Regions from separate parts of the Homo sapiens genome. Here region 1 is linked to region 2. The links are chromatin loops, found by intact Hi-C in ENCODE. Cell type or tissue: endothelial cell of umbilical vein. All regions are shown on one strand. Links, peaks and the distances in the headings refer to the core of each region. The heading gives the core; the rest is flanking DNA. Region 1 overlaps CHN1 (chimerin 1). Region 2 overlaps CHN1 (chimerin 1).

Region 1 (7,307 bases), core at 1,269-6,268, 51 kb after region 2:
TTTAGGACTGCAACAAAAAAATAAAAACACTTGGAATTCTCATCTTTCTATTTTAAAACAAAGAAAGACCTTAGGAAATTATCTGGTTCAAAATTTCCCGAAGTGGGTTTCATGAAACATTATTTTTCAAAAATGTTCTTAATAATGGCAGGGTGATCAAATAAGTATGAGAGCACTCTTATAGAGTCATAATCATATTAAGTCATGAATAACGCAGAGAAGGCCTATAGAAAGGATCAGACTTTTATTTATTTTTTATTTATTCTTTTTTTTTTTTTTTTTTGAGACGAAGTTTCACTCTTGTTGCCCAGGCTGGTGTGCAGTGGCACGACTTCTGCTCATTGCAACCTCCGCCTCCTGGGTTCAGGTGATTCTCCTGCCTCAGCCTTCCTAGTAGCTGGGATTTCAAGCAAGTGCCACCACGCCCGGCTAATTTTTGTATTTTTAGTAGAGACGAGGTTTCACCATGTTGGCCAGGCAGGTCTTGAATGCCTGACCTCAGGTGATCCGCCCCACCTTGGCCTCCCAATGTGCTGGGATTACAGGCGTGAGCCACCATGCCCGGCCAGGATCAAACTTTTAAAAAAACTTAAATTTTCATCAAACCTATTTGAGCATAGAACCCTTTCTGCAGTATTTATTAAAATCCTGTATAATTATTGTTTTGTAGAAAATGCCTTATCTCATATGAAGAAACTGAAGTCCAGACAGGTGAGATGACTGTCCCAAGGTCATACAATTAGTTGGTGAATAAACTAAAAGCAGACCTCACTTCTCAGGACCATATCAGGTATTCCTTTTGGTACTATTGTTGTCCTTCTTCTACAATACCTACACTCCTTAAAGGATCACAGACTAGAAGAACCACATCTTGGAGACCACCTAGTCCAAAGCCTTCCCAGAAAGCTAGGGAAATACAGTTTCAGAAAAGTAAAGCAGTTTGCCCAAAGTGACATATAAAATTCATTCTTGTAGAACTAGAACATAGCTCTTAATTCCAACACTAGTATCTTTCCACAACAGCATGCTAATTCCTGCAAAGCCAACACTTTTGGCCTCTGAGGTAAAGAATTCACAGACAAGAGGGGTTTTAGCTATTAAGGGCCCATTAAATATTTATTAAACCATACTAGTGTCAATAGATACCTTAAATCAATTAAACATGATTGTCTTTACTTACAAATGTCATCCATTGTGACAGGGAATCAACGTTTCAAGCTGTTGAACAGGTCATCAACCCTGTCCTGTTGGATGACACCTGTAAATAAAATAAATCTATTTTTGAGTGAGTAGATTTTAAGCCAGCTAGATTTAAGATGCATGCGGTTTAAAGCAAAGAGTAATTTTAAAAATGATTCTTAATTATGTACTGCCGCAGAGAGATACTTCCCAGTGCCAGCAATTTCACTCTCAGTAGCTATCGCTGTCCACCAGCACAAAACAAGACCAGGGAATTCAGTACAGAAAGTTGCTAGAATACACAGGGAATCATGACTCCTGGAGCTACAAGGGTGTTCTAGGTATCTACCTCAGCTTACTATCTCTGTGAATATCAGTTCCACTTTGACTGGGGGACAACCAAGGCCTGGTGAAGTCAAATGACTTGCCTAATGTTAAACAGCTAAGTGTCTTTAGCTAAAGTCCCTTGGTGTTGGAAAGCACGTTCAGAATGCATTAACAAAGGTTTTCACTAGGCTGATCAATTTTGAAAGACTCACATGTACACATTTTTAAACATTTCACAAATGCTGACTTAGAATGTTCTAGCAAATCTGCAAAGAATATAATGTCAGTATTATTCAAATACAAGCATTACTAAAAAATGCCATAAATGGAAAATCAACCAATAGTCAGAAAATGGGAACTAGACCATGAAAAGAATATTAAATACAGCAGGTATTAAGGATTTTAAGTTCTGGCTACTTCCAAACAAGATTTGTGGTTCCTAACAATATGAATATATAAAAAAACAATTTTTATACATTTTCTACAGCTTATCCTTTTAAATGTTGTTTTCTCCGTAGCAACAAAATGCCAATGTAAGATCTGCCAAAAACTAAAATTTGAGCTGGACACAAACTTTCTTATTTCCATTCTGTACCCAAATACTCTAAGGTAATGGGAAGTTATTTGAGGATGCTGCCTTGAGGTCAGATGGCTGCTATATAATAACATTACCACCAAACTACATTGAGTGTCTACATGTGCCAAGTGCTGATGGAGCATTTTACGCTTGCTATCTCACTCACTCCTCACAGCAATTTGACCATTATTACAATTTTACAAATAAGACAATCAAAAGCACAGACAAATTAGGTATTACAACTTGCACACAAATCTTGCATAGAATCCGAGCTCAAGACCTATTGCATTTCTTTGGTTTAGCAATTGAAGATTCTTAAAAACATAAAAATGAATTGACACAGTTCCAATTACAATACCTAAAATGCCCCCAACTAAATGTCACACACTATAAAACATCAGGAAAATCTCTTACTTTTTTCTTGGGGGTGAGGAGGAGGCTGGTGGCAATTTTCAAAAGTAAAATAATCTTAATGCCAAGAAATTAAAACTTTTATGTTAACCTGAAATATATCACAACTAAAATATGACAGCTAAAAAACTTAAATTGTCTTTTAGAATTAATTGTCTTTTATAATTAAGGAAAAGTAAAAGTGAATCTTACTCATTCAATTACTTCTTAACAGATTATAAAGAGATAAATCCTCCTCCTATTCAAGAATGACTGACTCCCAAAATGTGTGTGTATACATACACACACACATAATATACACACACACATAAAATCTTGCTAAGAACACAACTATTTATAAAGTAAATTATCTTTAAGGAAAACAAAAAAGTAATTTTGAGAGATAATGCAACCCCCTCAATTACTTACGTAATAGTAGCTATCTTTTCTTGACCAGGAGTTATGCTTCTGACCAATCCCCTGAACTATTTTTTATTAGGGGCCATTTTTCCAACATAGTTTTAAAATTGTGAAACTGATAAAACAGAAAACAACCAGGAATATAAAAATTTACCTAACATATTTTAATAGAACAAGAATTAGTTATATGCAAAGCTCAGCATCACAGAAACTAGACATTAAGAAAAATGAATATACTTTCCAAAGCACTGTGGATAAATCAATCTCTTCTGGCAATAATGGCTTTCTTAAAAGAACCCCAAACAGAAAAAGATAAAGTGTGGTTTCATAGTAGCTTACCCTTTTCTCTGACACCCCATCCTGGCCTGTAGAATCTCTCTCATCATGTGTCTCTTTCAGGACTGGCATATGTTTTTTGTATGCTGGCTCTCTGTTTAAGGTTGTGTATCCTACGTGCTCATAAATTGGGTTTATCGTCATCTTGGCAATGTATTCTGCTGCCTTGGTTTCAATATAGAGAGTAATCAAGCCATCAGTCACCAGATCGTGGATGGACTCAAAGCGTTTCTCCCCAACAAAGTGCTTGCCATCGTAGTAGAGCCTGAAGTTTCTGGTTTGACTTCCAAATCTGCCTCAATGAAATGGGAAAGATGTTTTTAAGAAAAGTAAGCAACTGAATTCTTTCTGAAAAAAAAACAAAAACAAAAAAAAACTATCGCTTTGTTTTGTGTGTGTCTTCTTTGTTTAAATAAGCTGTGGCTAATCTCTCTGAATCGTCTGGAATATATAAAATTAAACCTTTGAACACAAAGAATGAGCTTGCAATAATTAGGGACAACTAGTCAAAAGCATGCCTACCATAGAAATAATTTTTTTTATTTATCTTTTTAAACCACTTTATTATACCTGTGGAAAAAATGGGAGAAAATAAACCTCACACCACATTAAAACATAGTCAATATTCAATTGGCCAACTCCATAATAGATGACATTTCTATACTAACATTTTTTCTTCAAGTTGATCAATAAGAATATTCAATGTACTTTAGACCTCAGCAGTCATGTATTTTAATAGGAAAGCTCCATTTAGGGCTAACCAGAATATGATGCCAGCAATCACTTAAAGTAGAGCTGACTCCAGAAACCTGAGCCATGCAGGGCAGGATGGCACAGAAACACACTTTCGCTACTTCTGGCCACAGGCCAAGGACTTATTCTTTCGTTTTTAAAGAGTCATTATTCTGTCTGCTGGTTAGGTCTGTGCAAGAAATGTTTGAAATACATACGGCACAAAAGTCATAAGCTATTGGACTATAGAAATTCTGTTTTCAATTTTATGTTCTGATGATGTGCTCTAACAACTGAAGAATAATGGTTTACTTTTATGATAATTTCAGTATTTTGCTTCCTGCAGCAGACCTCAGAAATGGATCCAATTTGGCATGATTAACATCAGTGTCCTTGCAGGAAGACACAGGCAAGAAAATGCACTGACTTTAATGAAAGCAGATGTCAAAAGGCAACAAGGCAACAAGAGCTGCCAGTGTAATGGTCTCCTGAAGGTAACCCCGAGTGAGACTAATTAAAAACTAAACAAGTCACAAAGGATATATTTAATTTCATTGTTAAAAGTACAACAGAACAGGGATGAACTAAAATACTAAAATAAACGCTGTTTAAGTAAAGCGTTAAATGGGACTATAAACTTGTTATATAACAAAATTGTTCTGGTATAGGTTATATTCCAAATGAATAGGAGTTAGGAACATCTTAATGTGGAAATAAAGTATGGAAAGGAAATAAAATATTTTTTAAAATAATAGCCAGACGATGTCTGTTTCTGTAGTTCAAATTAGACTTTAATAACAATTTAATCTAGAATCCAACGTACTATCCATGTTGGCCCTTCTAAAGCATAATTTATCCATCCTTTAGTAACAATCAAATTTTGATTTACACTTAAGTGAACTATCCATATAATTACACTTTCTTGTTCTCCATTTTCCTCTAATGTTAAAGACACATTTCTCCCAAGTATATTTTCATTATAAAGCCTAAAAAATTAGACAGGTGAAATTTCTACACCAAAGTTAAATATAAAAGTTTTTCAGTTTAATATACTGCTTTCATCATTTCCTTTTTTTCTAATATACATTATCTGCAACATGGAAAGCAACTCCATAGCTTTTATAAGACTCCTACAATAATAAACACACATAGCATTGAGTCCCTTTATATTTCGGTTGTATCAGACACATTTCAATGAGGGCTCAGACCATTTTACTCCTGCTGGGACTTACGATTTTACAGTGGGCATTTCTACAGTGGATACAGAACTTAAAAACAATCCAAGCAATGGTGTCAGTCATTTAGTACTCAATTGCCTTTTGAAATCTGAGAAGTATGGGGGGCACAGGGCATGAAGGGAAGATGGCTGCACTGGGAATGGTTTGATTGACTAGGAACTAGGAAGTCTAGAGTTAACTTCCTAGTTCTTTCCAATGGACGATGCCTAATTCATCCAAGAAGAGGCCTGGCTACCTGTAAGGAGCTGTGCAAAAAACCCTATTTATCCTTTTCTCTTTCTCAACTCAGTGATTTCAGGAGACCCTGCCCACAATTTCCAATTCCTGCTCCGCCTGTACTTCAGCTCCAGGCTTCCAATCCAATAAAACTTTCAGTCTAAAGGGAGATGATCACATAACCAAAAAACTTATAACATGGTTTGATTAAAACTTTGCTTCAAAGGGTAAAAATAAAAAATTTCCATTTTGGAATTATGATTGATCTTTTTAAAGAAAAACTGCATTATATTTTACTAAGAGAACTGCCAAGCTTTCCTGGCCTACTCTGAACTACTCTCTTTTACTTGGGAAGTTACCTAGGAACAGCACCACAGCACAGACTGTCAAAGATTTCTCCACTTTCTTTATCTGAAAGGCATATTGTGCTTTGTGGGATTAGAAGAAGAGAAAGAAGACAGAAAATCTTTGAGAAAGGTGGGAATGGATGTGCCCATTCTACATAAGAAGAGCCATAAAGGGGGAGATTCCAAATCTAAGGTCAAAGAAAGACTCTTTCCTTGAAGTTCACTGCTTGCAGACTGTCATTTATTCAACAAATAGTTAACAAAACATCCAGGTACTTTACTGTCAAGTATTAGGTGGTTCACAATAGAGTTCCTATCGCTTGGTAACCCCAGTGGTAAAAAGATAAAACAGGTCAATACAAATACACAAAGTGCTAAATTTAAAAAAGTCTATCTTGCCGGGTGCGGTGGCTCACGCCTGTAATAACAGCACTTTGGGAGGCTGAGGCGGGCGGATCACCTGAGGTCGGGAGTTTGAGACCAGCCTAACCAACATGGAGAAACCTGTCTCTACTAAAAATACAAAATTAGCTGGGCGTGGTAGCGCATGCCTGTAATCCTAGCTACTCCGGAGGCTGAGGCAGGAGAATTGCTTGAATCTGGGAGGTGGAGGTTGTGGTGAGCCAAGATTGCACCATTGCACTCCAGCCTGGGCAACAAGAGTGAAACTCCATCTCAAAAAAAAAAAAAAAAGTCCGTCTTCAGATTGATCTATTTTAATAACTATATACATATAGAATCTTGCTCTTATGTAGAAAGATTCTGTAAAGTGATTCACAAAACCAAGTGAATCCAGTATCTCCCTCATACCATAAAACCAAGAAACTCACTGCCTAGTAAAACAGAGCACAACAATTAGGCTTACATAAGATCTCAGAGCTACTGCTTATGTCCAAGTACAAAAGCATCCTTGCAGTCTTCTCCTGTAGTCTTGAAATATGGTTTGGCCAAGGGAAGGCAAATGTGGGTCCTATATGTTTAAGAGAAAACCTTAGGCTTTGGCATCAGACAGTTGTAAGTTTAAATCCTGGATCTGCCACTTCCTAGCTGGGTGACTTTGGGGAAATCATTCGTCAGATTCTGCATCTAAAAAATAGGAATAACATCACCCTACCCCAGATGGCTGTGAGGATTACATGAAGATATTTAAGTCAAAGCTAAATATATATAGTAGGCTCGAGTGGTAGTTCCCTTTCTCCTTCTCTGTTAGCTTAGGCCCCTGCAGAGAATGACAGAATGAGTTACCAACACTAAAGTAAAACAGCAAAAATATTCAATAGATATGCATGGAAGATGGCTAAATAAATAACTGGCAACACTGGCTGTACAGGAACATCTCTGCACTGATTTACTTTACAGTTAACAAAAGGCAAGGAGGAGCTCTTTGTGAAATTTTCTCCTGGATGTCTCTGAATAAGTTTGTATTTGCCACTTGGTTAAATAGAGTGGGAAGACAACAGAGTGCAAATCGGGTAGGAGGAGCAAGCAAAGAAGGTCTTTCCACTGTGTCCTGGGAATGAGGCCTCTGAATTCAAAGGAGAAAGC
Region 2 (7,307 bases), core at 1,001-6,000:
TTCAGTTTCCAAGGCAACAATCATAGGTCCCTGTACATTGCTTTAAAAAAATCATTTTTATAAATTTAGTTACTGCAACATCAAAGGCAAGTATTAAATATAACTGCCTTACTTTTATCTCCTTTTATCAGACTTTTTGAACAAGCTGACTTCTCTCTTTTCAGTGGACTAATGCCAGATCCCTAGTGTGCTGTCCATCAAGTGCCAGAAGGTTAAGAGCAGATAAAATATCAAATTTCCAAAGTGGCTGCCTGAGAATCTGGCCTACTGCATGTGCATAAGACCAAACCAGGATCCAGCCTACTGGATATGCATAACAACAAGTCTCCTTCTACCTCACCTCTTATAACTTCACAACTGACTCAATCCAGAGACAAGACAAGAGCTCTTACCTGCACATTTCACTCCCTGAGCAATGAGACCCCACATAAAGTTGGCACAGTATTCACACCAGTGTGGCCCTCTGAATGTATGCACCTGAAAAAAAAAAAGAGGGGCAAAGTCAGGAAAGGGGAAACACACGGATGAGAAGACTGCTTCATATCAAAGCACTAATATACAAGCCACATATTCTATATATATATATATATGAGAGAAAGAGAAATGGGGTCTCACTGTTGCCCAGGCTGGAGTGCAGTGGTGTATCACAGCTCACTGAGGCCTCCCTCAAGTGATCCTCCCACCTCAGCCTCCTGAGTAGCTGGGACTACAGGCACACACGACCACACCCAGATAATTTTTGTATTTTTTGTAGAGACAGGGTTTTACCATGTTGCTCAGGCTAGTCTTGAACTTCTGAGCTCAAGCATCTGCCTGCCTTGGCCTCCCAAAGTGCTGGGATTACAGGTGTGAGCCACTGCACCCAGCCCATGGTTAGTAATGAAGCGCCAACATGGCTGCATTTAAAAGAACCTTGGTTGAGTGAAACTGACAAGCAGTTAACATTTTTTTCAGAGCTTGATTTCTTCTTTGTTTTAGGAATGATAAATCAGACCAATATTCTGTAACTTACTTTCGAAAACTATATAATGGAGTTTTCCAATGTCCCCTCAGGTGCAGGCACCCTAATCTATACAAATACTGGCATTTCTATGTACTATGCTATTTCTACAGTACTATGACATGAAAAGGCATGAGTGCCCATATAGAGTATGTCTTGGGTCCTGTTAGGAATTTTGCAGATAATTTACCTTCTGTGACTATGAGTAGGATCACAGACATTAAAGGAGATACTTATTGATGGGTCACATCAGAATCATCAAAAAGGCCCAATTTCTGTTTAAAACATTTGATATTTATTATGTTAGCAAGGAGAATAAATGTATTTTAGAAACTGCAGAAACTACAGTTTATCAGGAACCTCGTTTGAGTACAGTAATTATTCACTAACCATTCCAGCTCATAAAGGTTCTTTCTACTGTATTTGATTTCTTTTCCTTAAAAAGAAAGGAATCCCCAAAGAAGAAAGGATTCAAATGTTAAGATACCTATCCCTTTTACAAACAGGAAAGAGAAGGCATTCTAGGTTAACTCAGACAAAAAAATATTGGTAGAATATTTTGCAGAAGCAATGAATCCAAACTCTGAACATTAAAAAATAATAAAAATTTCAATATTATCAGTACATTACAATTGATTCCAACATATCTGCCAAAACCACTACCATACATAATAAAATTCACAGCTAAGATTGTCATTTTTACAATTGCTGTACTAACGTATTGACTAAGTCTTAGAAACCAAGTAAGTGATTTTTAAGATATGAAACTTATTTCTTCAAATGAAAATACCATAAATGTAAGACATACCATTATGTGTTCAATTTAGAAAAACCATGCCAATTAAATCATGACAAGCCATTGGTTGTCTGACAAATCCCAAATTCAGAGACATTAAAATGGAAAATAAAATATGCATATAAGAATCAATGAAACAGAATATCAGAATTCAAAATACTACATTGGCCCAAATATCCATATAAAGCTGCAAGGGATAACCCTGGGTTCATTCAAAGCAGGTATGTGCTTGTAACTCTTTGCTGTTGCCAACTGAGTCTGAGTACAAAATTTTATGTTGATTTTGAAAAGGAGGCCATAATCCCTTCTATGTGTTTTATGGAGGAGGGTCAGGAATGCAGGCACGGTAGCCTCTGGATTGTTAATGATGTTCAGAGCCTGTAAACTCAAAGTATTTCCTGGAGTTGCTGAAGTAGAGCCCAAGATCAACATCCAGATACTCTGTAATGTCCCTGTGTTCTTCAGAGTGAATAAAACTGGATAAAGCATGCAATCGTGCTTTATTCTTATGGGAATGAGTGAAGTAGGCAGTGCTGATTCAGAAAGAGAGTTATATAATCATGAAACAGCAACAGAATTGTGAAGCTACTTTTAGAGAAAGTCTTTGGGATGCAAACTCACTTATAGGTTGCCAAACCTCAGGATAATCAGTATCATTTACTTGGTAAGGTGACTAAAGATGCAATGAAAGTATGAAGGAAGTCTCAGGAATTATTTTGTGCCGATCAGTTATCTCATGGTAAAGCATCTGAAAGTTAAACAGGGAGAGCAAAAAGAGTAGAAGGTGTTTTGTTTGCTGTTAAACAAATAGGCATTTGGGAAACAGCACTGGCTACTGAGCTGTTTTAATAGAACCAATCCTTTCCCCACCTTCCTGAAAGTAGCAGTGAATGTGGCATTTCAAAAAGCCTGGGATATTTCTTTATATTAGATATGCTGAAGAGAGGATTTTAACTGTCCGAGCAGACCCCATGTTCTCCAATTAAAGGGTTACACATGTATCTCAGAAAGCAATCTTTAGGATATTGTTATTTATTTACAGTTCATTCTTGGGCAGCTTTTTTAATGAAGGCATCCTGAGCCATTTGAGGCTGGGTTGTTTTTTTTTGTTTTTTAAATCGTTTAGAAGGTAGCTTATGTAGCTCTCCATGAAAATGTTCTAGAAATAGGCCTTGCAGAACCAGCAGCTTACAAAACTATTTGTCTAACAGGGTTTAACTGGATTCCCTTTTGAATTTTTATATCTAAAACTCACTTGAATTTTTATATCTAAAATCCATATATCTCAAGTTTCCTTTGTTCTGTAACCTCTATGACTCTATGACACTTTATTATATTTGTAAAAGGTTGATTACTGTAGCCTTTGAGTCTTTTATTCCTCTAAAGGTCATCAAAACAAATACTGATTTTCATTAATTAGTCATTTTTATTCATTCATAAACATTTATTAAATGATGATCTATACAAAAATAAAAAGGGGTTTCTCCTACTAAACACAGTGTGAAAATATTCTAATCAAAATATTTGCAAAGTGTGAGAGAAGCTGGGAAGAGACGCAACCCATGAGCTAAGTCCTGAGTTGAAAATCAAAGACACGAGGCATGAGAGAAACAATGTGGTGTTTAGAGAACTGCAAGGAAGTTCAGTCTGGGTGGAGTGGAAACGACTGGCCTGGCAGGAGATAGGAGAGGCAGACAGGGCCTTTTCAATGCCTACAAATTTGTATTCTGTCCAGTGAACAATGCAGAGCCACTGAGGATTGTTAAGGGGAGTGACACGGTCAAGGGGGCAAGGCTGAAGGAAGACAGACTAGGTAGGGTGGTGCTATGGCAGTCACCCAGACAACAGACGATATGGAGCTGAACTCGGGCAGTGGTGACTGAGAAAAAGGGACAAACTGGAGTTATTTAGGAGGCAGAATCAACAGCGCTTGGTAACTAATTGAAACAGAGGCAACGGAGAGGGAAAGAAACTGGTCTGTTAAGGGTTTAAGGTCTGGTGACTGGGGAAGAATGACATTAACAGAGGTACAAAAGTAGAGAAACTGGTTTAGAAGTGAGGTGGGGAGGACTGTGGAAGGGAAGGGGAAGGCTGACTCATAAGAAAGAGAGGGTCACTGATGGAGCAAGGCTCTGGAGAAGTCAAATGTTGGAGACAGAATCCAGGGCAGAGCAATTAGCTCTGAATACAAGGAAAATCACTTTCCCCTTCCCTGAGTTGGGAGGGAAGAGGGTAAGAGGAGAGAGGCTGGCTGTGCAGGACTGGTGGTGGGACCTAGGGTCAGAAAGTTACAGGAATTCATGCCTGGCAGTCTATAGTCTCTGAGCATCAGGAAGGAAGTTCAGTTATGGAGCAAATGAGGAGTTTTGGCAAAGTGGGGAATAGGAACTGGAGCTAAAACTGGCCAGGAATTCAGAGAAGGGCCACTGGACTTGAAAGCAAGTTTCCTTTTTGGGTGACACATTATAAAATCGTACTATACCAGCCAGTGTCAAGCACATTAAACAAAAAGTGATGAATATTTTCTTTTTACGTGCGTCGTTATGCTTTATCTAAATGTTTCACTTTATATGCAGTTTTACATTATCGGTGATGTTTACGTCACATACTTTGCCAACTCAGAAAAAGGTATCTTTAAAAAATCAATTGCACAAATTGTACAACTTAGAATAGCTTTTCAGTTGTGCTGCTCCATCTAGCACAATACTAATAGGTGCTGTTTCCTATAGATAATTCTACAGGCACTGACATCTGCAGACAATTTTGTTTACTAGACGTTGTTGTATTTTAATTACCTGTTTTAAAAATGATGAAATCTGAATACAATGAACATTCAAAATATAATTAAAAAGCCATAAGTTGCATCTTGAAGACTATTTGTGTGTTGCAGGATGCTAAGGAAGAACTAGGTGGGATATGCGGGAAAGGAGGCCTGGAAGGGTTCACAAGGGGTGCAAGGGCTTGGGCCTGAAGCTCTAGATCACAACAGAGAGTGACTTTTGCCTAGAATTGCCACACCCCCTAGAAATCTGCAACCCATTCCTCTGGGTATGGTTCCTGATAAGACATAATTCAAAAGAACAATCAGCTTCACCCTATTACATTATTAGCGAAGTCAAAAATGGTCCCAAGAAAAGCAACCTTGTAAGTGGGCCACAGATATTTTTTCTAGGCCACCTCCAAAGCTTTTGGTCCATCTCGACAAATGAAAGTGACAGAGTATAAGGCATGAATTACACTTTAATGAATAAAGGGCAAAACGAACTAGTTTCAAAGCCCTCTTGTGCAACTGGAAAAAAAAGACCATTTTATTACCATGACATTTGTGATTGCTTTTAACCTGTGAACAACTCCTTTCACATTAACTTCTCTGTTAAAACAGAGATGAAAGACTGGATTAATTAACGGATCCCCAGTACAGTCTTATCAGTGAAGGCATTGGTCAGAAGCAGGCTGCAAAGGACAGGGTGGGAAAGGGTGGGCTATTGAGGGGCCCATATGGCACAGGCCAAGTGTCATGTGTCTCCTGGGCAATGACTTAGATAAAAACTGAAGTCATTCTCAGTTGGGCCTGCCATTATTCAGACTAAAATCCTGGCTTATAAAAGGAAACAAACACCCTGCTTCTCATCATGTTTACAGCATTCATATCTCCAGTTTGAAAGCCAGTAACAGAAACTGAAAAAGAAATCCATGATATAGGAAGATAAAGAAAAATTCACCATTAATCTTCATTGTTCCTTTCAAGTCAAAACATTCCCTTTAGAAATAAGCATGAATGCAAATAGCCAAGGAGCATGCCTGCAAAGCTTGCTGCAAATGTAAGCCACGTTGGAGATGATATGAACATTACGGGAAATAAAATTTTGCTTGGGAAGGTGGCAATGACATTTCAGCTGCAGCTTCTCATTTGGGACTGTGATGAGTCAGTTCTCCAGCACAGTGTTGGGTGATGAGGGGAGAGAACAGATGAACAAAATCAAAACGAAAGGAATGTAGGTAGGCAGGCAGCTGGTCAGGAAAGTTTTTTCTTCCCTCATTTTTATGTTTAGGGTAACTAGAATGCACTCTTTTAGGTGACCAATGTTTGTCTCACCAAGATGGTCTTAAACTTTTTGGTCCATATGATATGGAATTTAGAAATCAAACCCTAATTTGGCCGGGCGCGGTGGCTCACGAGGTCAAGAGATCGAGACTATCTTGGCTAACAACGGTGAAACCCCATCTCTACTAAAAATACAAAAGAATAGCCAGGTGTGGTGGCGGGCACCTGTAGTCCCAGCTACTCGGGAGGCTGAGGCAGGAGAATGGCATGAACCCAGGAGGCGGAGCTTGCAGTGAGCCGAGATCGTGCCACTGCACTCCAGCCTGGGCTACAGAGCAAGACTCTGTCTCAAAAAAAAATAAAAAATAAAAAAATCATACCCTAATTTTACCACTTCAGTTTAAAGTACTTTGATTTATATTATTATGCCGTGAAAAGAGAATACATAACACTGGCTATGATCATTAGCAAGAAATACATACAAGAGTACTTAAATTAGGAGGAATACTTACTATAGGAGTATCTTTAGTATCAAGGCAATACCTTCTTGCCTTGTTGTTAAGTTACGTCTAGTCAAAACTACTAACCACCCTATAACTCTGGAGTAATAATGTATTAACAAAGAGCGAGGTTTTGGTTCAGTTAAGCACCACGATAATGTCAGTTAAGCACTGACACTATGCTGGCCATTCCTAGTCTTCTTGTCCTGATCAAATGGATGTGTAATTGATGACCATGGCAGGAAAGGCAGAAGAAATGCACCAGGCACTTGCTGAAACATAGCTTTAAGCACTGGCCAAGGCTAAGTACCTGGAATAGAAAGGCATGCCCACTGGCCAGCAGCAGACAGGAGTGAGGGAGGCACTAGGCGGCTGGGGAAGGGGCGCAGGTGCTAATGGCCTGTATAACCAGCTGCTATAGAGGTGGCCACACGGGAGAATTTGCAGGGTCTTTCTGCGCCACATACTTAACCACACAAGTAGTTAACACGGAAGCACCGCTTCAAAGAGAATGACAAATGACAGAAAATTGGTGACCTAATTTTAAGAGTAAGAAAACTGTTCAAAATTGAGAGAAATACCATAAAAGCCTACTAGACATACATTGACCATACCACAAATAAATGATGTAACTTTAACTGTGAGCAATAACTACAGGGAAAAGCTGGTAAAATATGATCATACTATAACAATATGACTATTAGGACAGTCACCAGGGCAATACAGTAATTTAGTTCTGCTCCCATATGAATATTATAAAAATGGTTTATGTTAATTGGTATACAAAACAATATTTTAAATATGTGCAGAAAAAATAAATTATTCTCATAAAAATACATTTACCACAATTCAATATTGGCCTTATTAACAGAGCTTAAATTCTTTTATGGTTTCCTTTATGATCCATACATTCCCAATCACCGCTATGTTTTTGAGGGAGAAGTATATCTAAAATTACAAAATGAA

The links. Peaks named below come from ENCODE experiments on the same cell type or tissue, not always from the same donor. Only the 100,000 strongest peaks of a DNase experiment are listed, where the experiment ranks them.
Region 1: it touches region 2 in a loop (2.0-fold over the local background); 1 of 110 quality-filtered maps calls a loop at or near these places.

Annotation. Positions count from the first base shown.
Region 1 is chr2:174,874,608-174,881,914 of GRCh38, forward strand. CHN1 (chimerin 1) reads right to left here. Exons shown (of 13, transcript NM_001822.7): 6 at 3,233-3,521. Among named protein-coding and RNA genes, the nearest start is that of CHRNA1, 110 kb to the left of the region's middle. RefSeq lists a silencer at 3,954-4,248. In endothelial cell of umbilical vein, for the core only: no CTCF peak of the experiment used is centred there; a DNase peak (open chromatin) is centred at 4,124; H3K4me3 peaks cover 476 bases.
Region 2 is chr2:174,824,042-174,831,348 of GRCh38, forward strand. CHN1 (chimerin 1) reads right to left here. Exons shown (of 13, transcript NM_001822.7): 8 at 393-477. Among named protein-coding and RNA genes, the nearest start is that of CHRNA1, 63 kb to the left of the region's middle. In endothelial cell of umbilical vein, for the core only: no CTCF peak of the experiment used is centred there; DNase peaks (open chromatin) are centred at 2,280, 3,460 and 3,800; H3K27ac peaks cover 2,445 bases.